Regions from separate parts of the Homo sapiens genome. Here region 2 is linked to region 1. A link is a contact called in ENCODE Hi-C or POLR2A ChIA-PET data. All regions are on one chromosome and are shown on one strand. The core of a region is the stretch at or near the end of the contact, and the rest is flanking DNA. Distances in the headings are between cores, read along the strand shown.

Region 1 (4,314 bases), core at 393-2,892:
AGAGTGAGCAGAACATAGAGAATGAAGGTGAAAATGCCCTTTCAGTTTATTCAATCAGAATTGTTTCCTAATTCCAGTAGCTACTATATAACATGTGAGCATGATCATGATAATTGTGTTTTTGCCACTTCCCCATGATGTGAGGTTAACAAATCCTGATTTTCACTGTGCTTTATTTTATGTCAAAAGAGGGACTCTGACTTCAAGAGAGAAGAAAAGTACTTTTGTACTTACATGCCTACTGAGCCCAGATTCCAAAGGCCTTGGGGTTCTATGTTTCCTTAACACTGAATGGGCTTTCCAAGTGCATTGATCATGGTGGCTGCCACGGTGCAAGACTCACCTCCTGCCAGCTTTCCAGCCCCAGCAGGAAAAAGCTTATTCCTAGATAACAAAATCCTATGGAAGACCAGATGGTACCATCCTGGGTCACATCCCATGCAGGAACAAATCACAGGGTAACAGATACTCTGGCCAGGCCTGGGTCATGAACAGCATCCAATAATGGAAAGAGTCAAGTTGGTTTCATAAAAAACCACATGGAGTGGAATTCCTGCCAGAAGAAAGGATTCTCTGACCAACAGAAGGGGGCAACAGTGCTTGGCAGGCCAAAGTAACAGACGTCCACTATACTTACTTTCTAAATTTGCTTGTTCATTGATATAAGTTTGAACAAGGCCAATGACAGCTTCTGTCACAAAACTAGGAAACTTTATCAGTGTGATTTCAGTTTATTAGAATAGTACTTGTGATCTATCATATAACCAAATGTCTCTATATTGTCCACAAGAAATTCATAAGAAACTATGTTTAATATTTTTTATTTTCCCGTTCCATTAATCCAATAACCTCTATTTTAAAAAAATTGAGTTGAGTTTGTCATTTCTAAGGGGATTCATGCTAATACTTATAGGTCATAAGTTTCTTAAACTATTCAGGCCAAGGTATATCCAAATTTATATCATCATTTATTGGTAATAATCACCTGGGGTTTATACTCAGCTGGTAGGCCCTGGCAGAACCCTATCAGTTAAAATATTGAAAATAGCTACTGTCCAAACCTTGCAGGTGTTCCAGGCTTCCATCCACTGAGGTTAGAAGCATCTCTAGGCTTCCTGACAGGGATCCTCCAGGATGCTAGTGCAGCGCTAGACCTGCAGCCATTCTGATTGGGCAATGCTTATGCCACACTCATTATTAAATATTTTGCATATCACTCCTAGCTCTAATTATGTGCTGAAATATTCTTTTTAACCTGAACCAGTCAGATTCAGGCTGAAATACAGCATTTATTTCAGGTTTTCTTCTAGGAGTTCTCTCACACTTACTGTGTTAGAATTTTACTGACAATTTTCTCACATGTAGAGAGAATCCCATGTAAGATAATGAGAGTAGCCAGCAGTAATAGACATGAGCTGCTTGGAGATGCTAGAAAATACGTTTGTGGAGAAGGTTCATATGCATAGAAGCTTTCCAAAATCTGAAACGCATTCTTCTTGGAATGCTTAACCTGGCAAGTGAGCAGAGCTTTGCACAGTGTTGGGATATGACACTTCTCAGTATGTCAGTTATGAGACTGCATTCTCCAGAGTACTGTTTGACTGTTTCTCTGTGACTGACTTGTACATGTTCGTTTGTACAAGCATCTGGTCTCGAGATGTTCCCTGGCACGTTTTGAATCATTCCCTATTTCAGAGAGGGGAGTTACAACATGGAATTTGTAGCTAAAAATATATAGTCCATCTTCAGACTTAAAGAGCCAGTTGGTTAAAATCATTTTCATTCCTATCCCCATGTCTTAAGCTGCTAAATGGTTGGGAAATAAGTGATTGAAAGATAGCAACAGTTTCTTCCACCTGTTTTTTAAAAATTGTCCTTTGGTGGTCACTAGAGTGTCTTAAACACATAAAACATTTCTCTTATTTAAAATAACAAACAGTTCTCTCTCTCTCACTCGCTCTCTTACTCTCCACCCCACCCTGCCTTTTACCCTTTCTTTTCTTGTTTTCTATGTGTCTCTCGTTGCTATATGTTGAATTTCAGTTTTAAAATTAAAGCCATCTTTTATGAAGAGATTTTCCCAAATGAAAATAGTTTTTGAGGTATCGTAAGAAATGGAACGTATTTCTTTGCTCATAGAAAATATAGATTCCATCCCAAATGGAATATTGGATCAAATTAATAATCCCCCTTCAATTCCCACTTAGTATCCAGAAGGGTTCAGTGCAGGTGTCTGCTTAGATACAGTACATATTTAGTCTTGGCTGCTTCCTTTTGAGGATAAACAGCTCTTGGGAAATACACATTGTTAAATAATCAGTTACAGAGGACTAATTGTTTCAAGGCACTCCCTTTGCAGTTGCTTTCCAACAGCCAACAGTAATAAGAAATGTCACTTTGTTTCCATTGGAGACTAGCACATGAACTATTCATGAAGAGCGGAAAAGCAGTCTTCCCAGAAAACCCTGGAATAAACATGTAGAAGCCAAGGGAGGCTGGGACTCTATCATTGATTTGTCCCAGAGCCATGTCAAATTCAGTGAAAAAAAAATCACTACATTTGTTTTCTAGAGTGAGAATTCAGAGAGACTAATGAATGCCTCATGCACCTTTCAAAACATCCCCAAAGGTTTCTATAACTTCACAAATAAATATATAGAAGCTGAGACAAGGAGGTGTACTTAAATTTTCTTAATCAGGTTATGCCTCTCTGCCCCGTGTTCAGTAGCATCTGGGCTGGTGAAACACCTCTGTGTTTTTGAGCAACAAGCTAACTCCATTTCACAATGAGTGACAGTGTCTGACATTGCCTGCTCATTAGCCTGTTGATTGACCAGGCATAGTTCTTTAGATAGACTGCAGGATTTTCACTTTTGTTTCATCTGGATTCTCTAAATAAAAGTGTCAAGGTCTGATCTGCCAGTAAACATCTTCCACAAATATAGTTTTAGTAATGAGGGGCTTGAACAGACTATACCTTTTCATACCTGGCTCCCTCCTTCCAAACAGGTGCCTCCATTTCTTCTGCTCTAATTCGTGCTATCTTTTAATCTTTTAGGTTTTTTTCCTGTGATTTTTCCATTTTCTGAGCATTCTATGATCACATTTATTGCATCTTAAACAATGTGTTAATAACATGCTTTTCCTGGGCTCTGTGAGCCTTTACTTTGCCTGCAAAAAGATCTAGCACACTCCAATACTTGAAAGAGCAAACCTACAAGATTTAAACTAAACAAGATGCGTACGTCCTCTTTAAGAGAGTTTGGGAGAGCAAAGCAAATGACATTTGGGACTCGTTTTTACCTGGTCATTCAGATTCTTTGTCTTCATGTTAACTGATAATTTTTTCCAGGATCTAAAACTTTATTCTTCTCTCTCATATTACTCAAATGTTGGGGTGGGGAGAATACATTTTTTAAAAAAAAACTTTATATGAATATTTTACACCAACATTTTGTAACGTTCAGCCATCAGATTTAGTAGAAGGTGCATGCAGTTAAGTGTCAAGCAACCTCTATTTTACCAAGCAACGTGAGTTATCCGCTTTTCAGAGGTGCTGATTTTGCCTCTAAATTTTGTCCTAAGGATTGTGTAAAAATATATGTGTATAAATAAAATCTGTAAACTATGCAATATTTTACAAATGCAAATCATTATAGATGAATAAATGAGCAAAAAGAAGTGTTTATCTCAGGATATATATAAAGAAAACTGAGAGGCCAAAGAGCTGAGACTGTAAACCTAGTCTTTGACTCTTCTCCTATGGCATAGGCTCTCCCCATGAATGTTCGCATTCACCCACAGGTATTTCCTTCGTGCAGATCCTGTAGCTCCTCTGTAACTACCATCACATTCCTTGGTTTGCAGTATAGATCTGTTGTATGTCATTCACCTGCTTTCAGATATGTACCAAATGCCTTTAGGCTCAAGCAGGTAACTTCTATGGCTGAAATATGCTTATTGTGAGACTATAGGGATCAGTGGGGACTGCAAAAGAACTGGAGAACTCACACTCCTCCTAAAAGCACTCAAATGCAAATGAAAAAAGCAAACACTGTGCAGGCCAAGCAAAAGCTGTTGCAGGCGAAATTTCCATGGATGGCAGTCAGTGTGCAATCTCAGGATAAGTTCAAATTTTTCCCTCTTAAGAGAATTTAATTTCTTTTGGAAGGCAAATTGAATATAGGCAGACCACCTTGATCCAGTAGAAAATGGGTGTCCACAGCTCAAAGATTACCTTCCCATTGAGGCCTTCCTTTACCTCCTCTAAGAGAGTCAGTTGTTCCATAATTATAGTCCCTCAGTATATTCTGT
Region 2 (4,210 bases), core at 218-2,717, 36 kb after region 1:
TTGGATAATGAAAGTCCATTTTCTATATTTGCCCAGCTTGGGCTGGACACAGGCAAATGTCATACAATCTGCGTTTAAACATTCTTTTCTTTCCATTTTAAGCATTTGTGTTTCCTGCAGCACATCTAAAAGATTCACAATATTTACTGTATATTTCTATGCTTTTAAGAAAAAAAAACATGCAGCTTTCACATGCAAGTTATTTTCAGCAGGCAGTTCCTTTCCTGAAACACAAAAGGCTAGATATAAAAACAAACAAGAGGGAGAATACACTGTTTTAACAAATGGGTCCTCAGAGATGGATTTTAAAGCATGGATTTTGTTTCCCGATCTAGCTTTTACCCTATCACTTCACAACACTGAGAGAAATCCTGAAATAAATCAGTAACGTTTGCACAATTTTTAAGGCTGACAGTTTTATTTTTTTCCTGTTTTGTCTATTGCTGTAGCCAATTTAATTAGGTCATACCCATGTGAAAAGTTTGTTGTACAAGAAAAATTTTGGATGTGTGTGAGTATTTTCAGGAAGATTTGTTTCTGCTAATGTTCATGATGTCCTTTGCACATGAAACTAATTCACTTATTATCATACACAATTTAGAATATTATTATTGTTTCCAAAAAAAAAAACAACTCTAATTCAAGGGGAAATACATGTTTGTTTACTTTTAGATCATGGTTAGAGCAATTACACTTTATTTTTAGCAGATAAACCACTGATTTTAAAACATATTTTTTTAACAATACAGATTAGATGCCAACCCAAGAAGGGATCATTTGAGTAGAAAGGGGAGAAAGGACTAAATTATAATAGTATTCCAGAAGTGGCAGCAGAAATCAAACACTAGCCTACATACCTAGAGCATTGCCCTCTAATTTCACTTTTATAAAAGTTGTTTGTAATTCTTAGGTCCTGGGTATTTTCTAATAGACTTTTTATGATTATACCAACAGAGGTAAGTTTCAGGCCCACAAGAAAGTTATTGCTTCTACACTCCCAGAAATGTTAAGAACCACGGGAGAATGCCATTTTTCGCAAAATGAAGATACTTATTCATGTTTTCTGAAAAATCTTGATGTTAACTCCTTTTCCTCTTTAATGAGCTGAATGCCTTGCTTTTATTTTTATGTATTTAATAATTTTAGTAACTATTTAATTGAGATTCTTACTTGCTTCCGAAACATCAGGATAAATAGATACAAGAGGCACAATTTAACATATTTTATTGGCTGAACATAAAGGTCACAATTACCAAGCTTTATAGACACACCATTAGAAGTATACAGTAGATCCTTTGTAGAGACCATGAATGAGAGCCAGTGTAGGCGATGTCAGGAACAGCAATACAAATTTTGAGTTGCTGTCTGTGACGAAAGCCCAGCAATTGTCAAGAGTTTGACTGGGTCGCAAAAGAATTTAAAGGGCCAGCAGCTCTTTAAGAATGCATGCGTTAGCTTTATCCTTATGTAACATTTACTGTGAGGCAAGGCATGCCAAATATTAAGCAATCTACTGAATTCTGCTGAGTCCCTACCCAGTGATTCTATTTTCAAATGAGATAAGTAGGTGAGATATACAAATGAAATCAGAGGCTTGATTAATGCTGCCCATCCAGAAATCTACAATGTGAATGGATCACTATTAGTACCCCAGTTTCAGCATTTTCCTAAGAAAAAATGGAAATAAGTGAAATAGATGGGAAAATATGGTACTTTTTTGGAAGTTAAGAAGTTTGCTTTCTAAAACAAAATGTACATAGCTAATCAGATATACTTCTGCAATTCTGTTTTCATGTATTAATAAAGCTAGATTTCAGCATCACTTAAGTTTTTACCAAGAAAAGAATTTGAAGCTGGGCATGGTGGCTTGCACCTGTAATCCCAGCCCTATGGGAGGCCAAGGTGGGCATATCTCTTGAGCTCAGGGATTCAAGACCAGCCTGGGCAACATGGCAAAACCCCATCTGTACAAAAAATAAAAATAAAAAACTAGCCAAACATGGTGAAACACGCCTGTGGTACCAGCTACTGAGCAGGCTAAGGTGGGAGTATCGCTTGAGCCTGGGAGGCAGGTTGCACCACTGCTGTGATTGCACCACTGCACTCCAACTGAACTCCAGTCTGGGTGACACAGCAAGACCTTGTCTTAAAAAAAAAAAAAAAAAAAAAAAGATTTGTTAGTGAGATGTCAGTTTTCCTAAATTACATTGACTAAATTTTTTGTGACATTCAAAATTTGCCATGGTCTCTTGCTAGATTCCTAACATGTTCTGTAAATTCTCAGCTTTTAGTAGAATTTGAAGAATGCTTGTGGAAAATCAACAATGCTTTCAACCATTGGTATGGTTTGGTTCTATGTCCCCACCCAAATCTCGCCTTGGATTGTAATAATCCCCATGTGTCAAGGGCAGGACCAGATGGAAGCAGTTGGATCATGGGGGCAGTTTATCCCATGCTGTTCTCATGATAATGAGTGCATCTCATTAGATCTGATGGTTTCATAAGCATCTAGCATTTCTCCTGCTTGCACGCATTCTCTCTCCTGCCTCCCTGTGAAGAGGTGCCTTCTGCCATAATTGTAAGTTTTCTGAGGCCTCCCCAGCTGTGTGGAACTGAGTCAATTAAACCTCTTTTCTTTATAAATTACCCAGTCTCGGGTATTTCTTTATAGCAGTGTGAGAACAGACTAATACAGTAAATGGGTACCTCAGAGAGTGGGGTGCTGCTATAAAGCTATCCAAAAATGTGGAAGCGCCGTTGGAACTAGGTAACAGGCAGAGGTTGGAACAGTTTGGAGGGCTCAGAAGAAGACAGGAAAATGTGGAAAAGTGTGGAACTTCCTAGAGATTTGTTGAATAGCTTTAACCAAAATGCTGATAGTGATGTGGACAATGAAATCCAGGCAGAAGTGGTCTCAGATAGAGACAAGGAACTTGTTGGGAACTGGAGTAAAGGTGACCCTTGCTATGCTTTAACAAAAAGACTGGTGTCATTTTACCCCCTCCCTAGAAATCTGTGGAACTTTTGAACTTGAGAGAGATAATTTAGGTTATCTGGCGGAAGAAATTTCTAAGCAGCAAAGCATTCAAGAGGTGACAAAGCATAAACGTTTGGAAAATTTGCAGCCTGACGATGCAGTAGAAAAGAAAAACCCATTTTCTGGGGAGAAATTTGAGCTGGCTGCAGAAATTTGCATAAGTAATGAGGAGCCAAATGTTAATCGCCAAGACAATGGGGAAAATATCTCCAGGCCATGCTAGAGACCTTCACCGCAGCCCCTCCCATCACAGGCCCGGAGGCCTATGAGAGAAAGATGGTATCCTAGACCTGGTCCAGGGCCCCGCTGCTGTGTGCCATGTGTGCAGTCATGACTCTAAGGGGCTAAGGTACAGCTCAGGCCATTGCACCAGAGGGTGCAAGCCCCCACCCAGCCTTGGCAGCTTCCACATGGTGCTGGTCCTGTGGGTACACAGAAGACAAGAATTGAGTTTGGGGACCTCTGCCTATATTTCAGAGGGTATATGGAAATGCCTGGACACCCGGGCAGAAGTTTTCTGCAGGGGTGGAGCCCTCATAAAGAACCTCTGGTAGGGCAATGCAGAAGGGAAATTGGGGTTGGAGCCCCCACACAGAGTCCCCACTGGGGCACTGCCTCAGTGAGAAGAGGCCCACCATCTTCTAGACCCCAGAATGGTTTATCCACAAACAGCATGCACTGTGTGCCTGGAAAAGCCACAGACACTCAAAGCCAGCTTGTGAAAGCAGCTGGGAGGGGGTCTGTAATGTGCAAAGCCACAGGGGTGGAGCTGTCCAAGGCCGCGGGAACCCACCTCTTGCATCAGCGTGAACCTGGATGTAAGATATAGAGTCAAAGATCATTTTTTGACTTTAAGGATTAATGACTGCCCTATTGGATTTTGGACTTGCATGGAGTCTGTTGCCCCTCTGTTTTGACCAATTACTCACATTTGGAATGGGTGTATTTACCCAATGTCTGTATCCCCATCATATCTAGGAAGCAACTAACTTGCTTTTGATTTTACAGGCTCAGAGGTGGAAGGGACTTGCCTTGTCCCAGATGAGACTTTGGAGTTGGACTTTTGGGTTAATGCTGGAATGAGTTAAGACTTTGGGAGACTGTTGGAAGGACATGATTGTGTTTTGAAATGTGAGGACATGAGATTTGGGAGTGCCCAGGGGCGGAATGATA

What was found. Hi-C counts contacts between places; a loop is a spot of excess contacts on that map. ChIA-PET counts read pairs that join two places held with the same protein, here RNA polymerase II (POLR2A). Pooled maps may share reads with other maps.
Region 2: a map of cardiac septum shows a loop between it and region 1 (3-fold over the local background). The contact joins two enhancer-like sites. A Hi-C loop is called at or near these places in 9 of 168 maps with a recorded cell type or tissue (Right ventricle myocardium inferior, aorta, cardiac septum and 5 more) and 10 of 50 pooled maps. POLR2A ChIA-PET finds 5 or more read pairs at or near these places in 3 of 52 experiments (MCF 10A and WTC11).

Annotation. Positions count from the first base shown.
Region 1 is chr5:91,109,274-91,113,587 of GRCh38, forward strand. All of the region lies in intron 87 of ADGRV1 (adhesion G protein-coupled receptor V1), which reads left to right. Among named protein-coding and RNA genes, the nearest start is that of LUCAT1, 200 kb to the right of the region's middle. Within about 2 kb of position 1,643, at least 3 of the 41 ENCODE cell types and tissues checked have a DNase peak (open chromatin) inside an H3K27ac peak, as active enhancers do.
Region 2 is chr5:91,145,029-91,149,238 of GRCh38, forward strand. The region is part of intron 87 of ADGRV1 (adhesion G protein-coupled receptor V1); the gene reads left to right. Among named protein-coding and RNA genes, the nearest start is that of LUCAT1, 170 kb to the right of the region's middle. Within about 2 kb of position 1,468, at least 5 of the 41 ENCODE cell types and tissues checked have a DNase peak (open chromatin) inside an H3K27ac peak, as active enhancers do.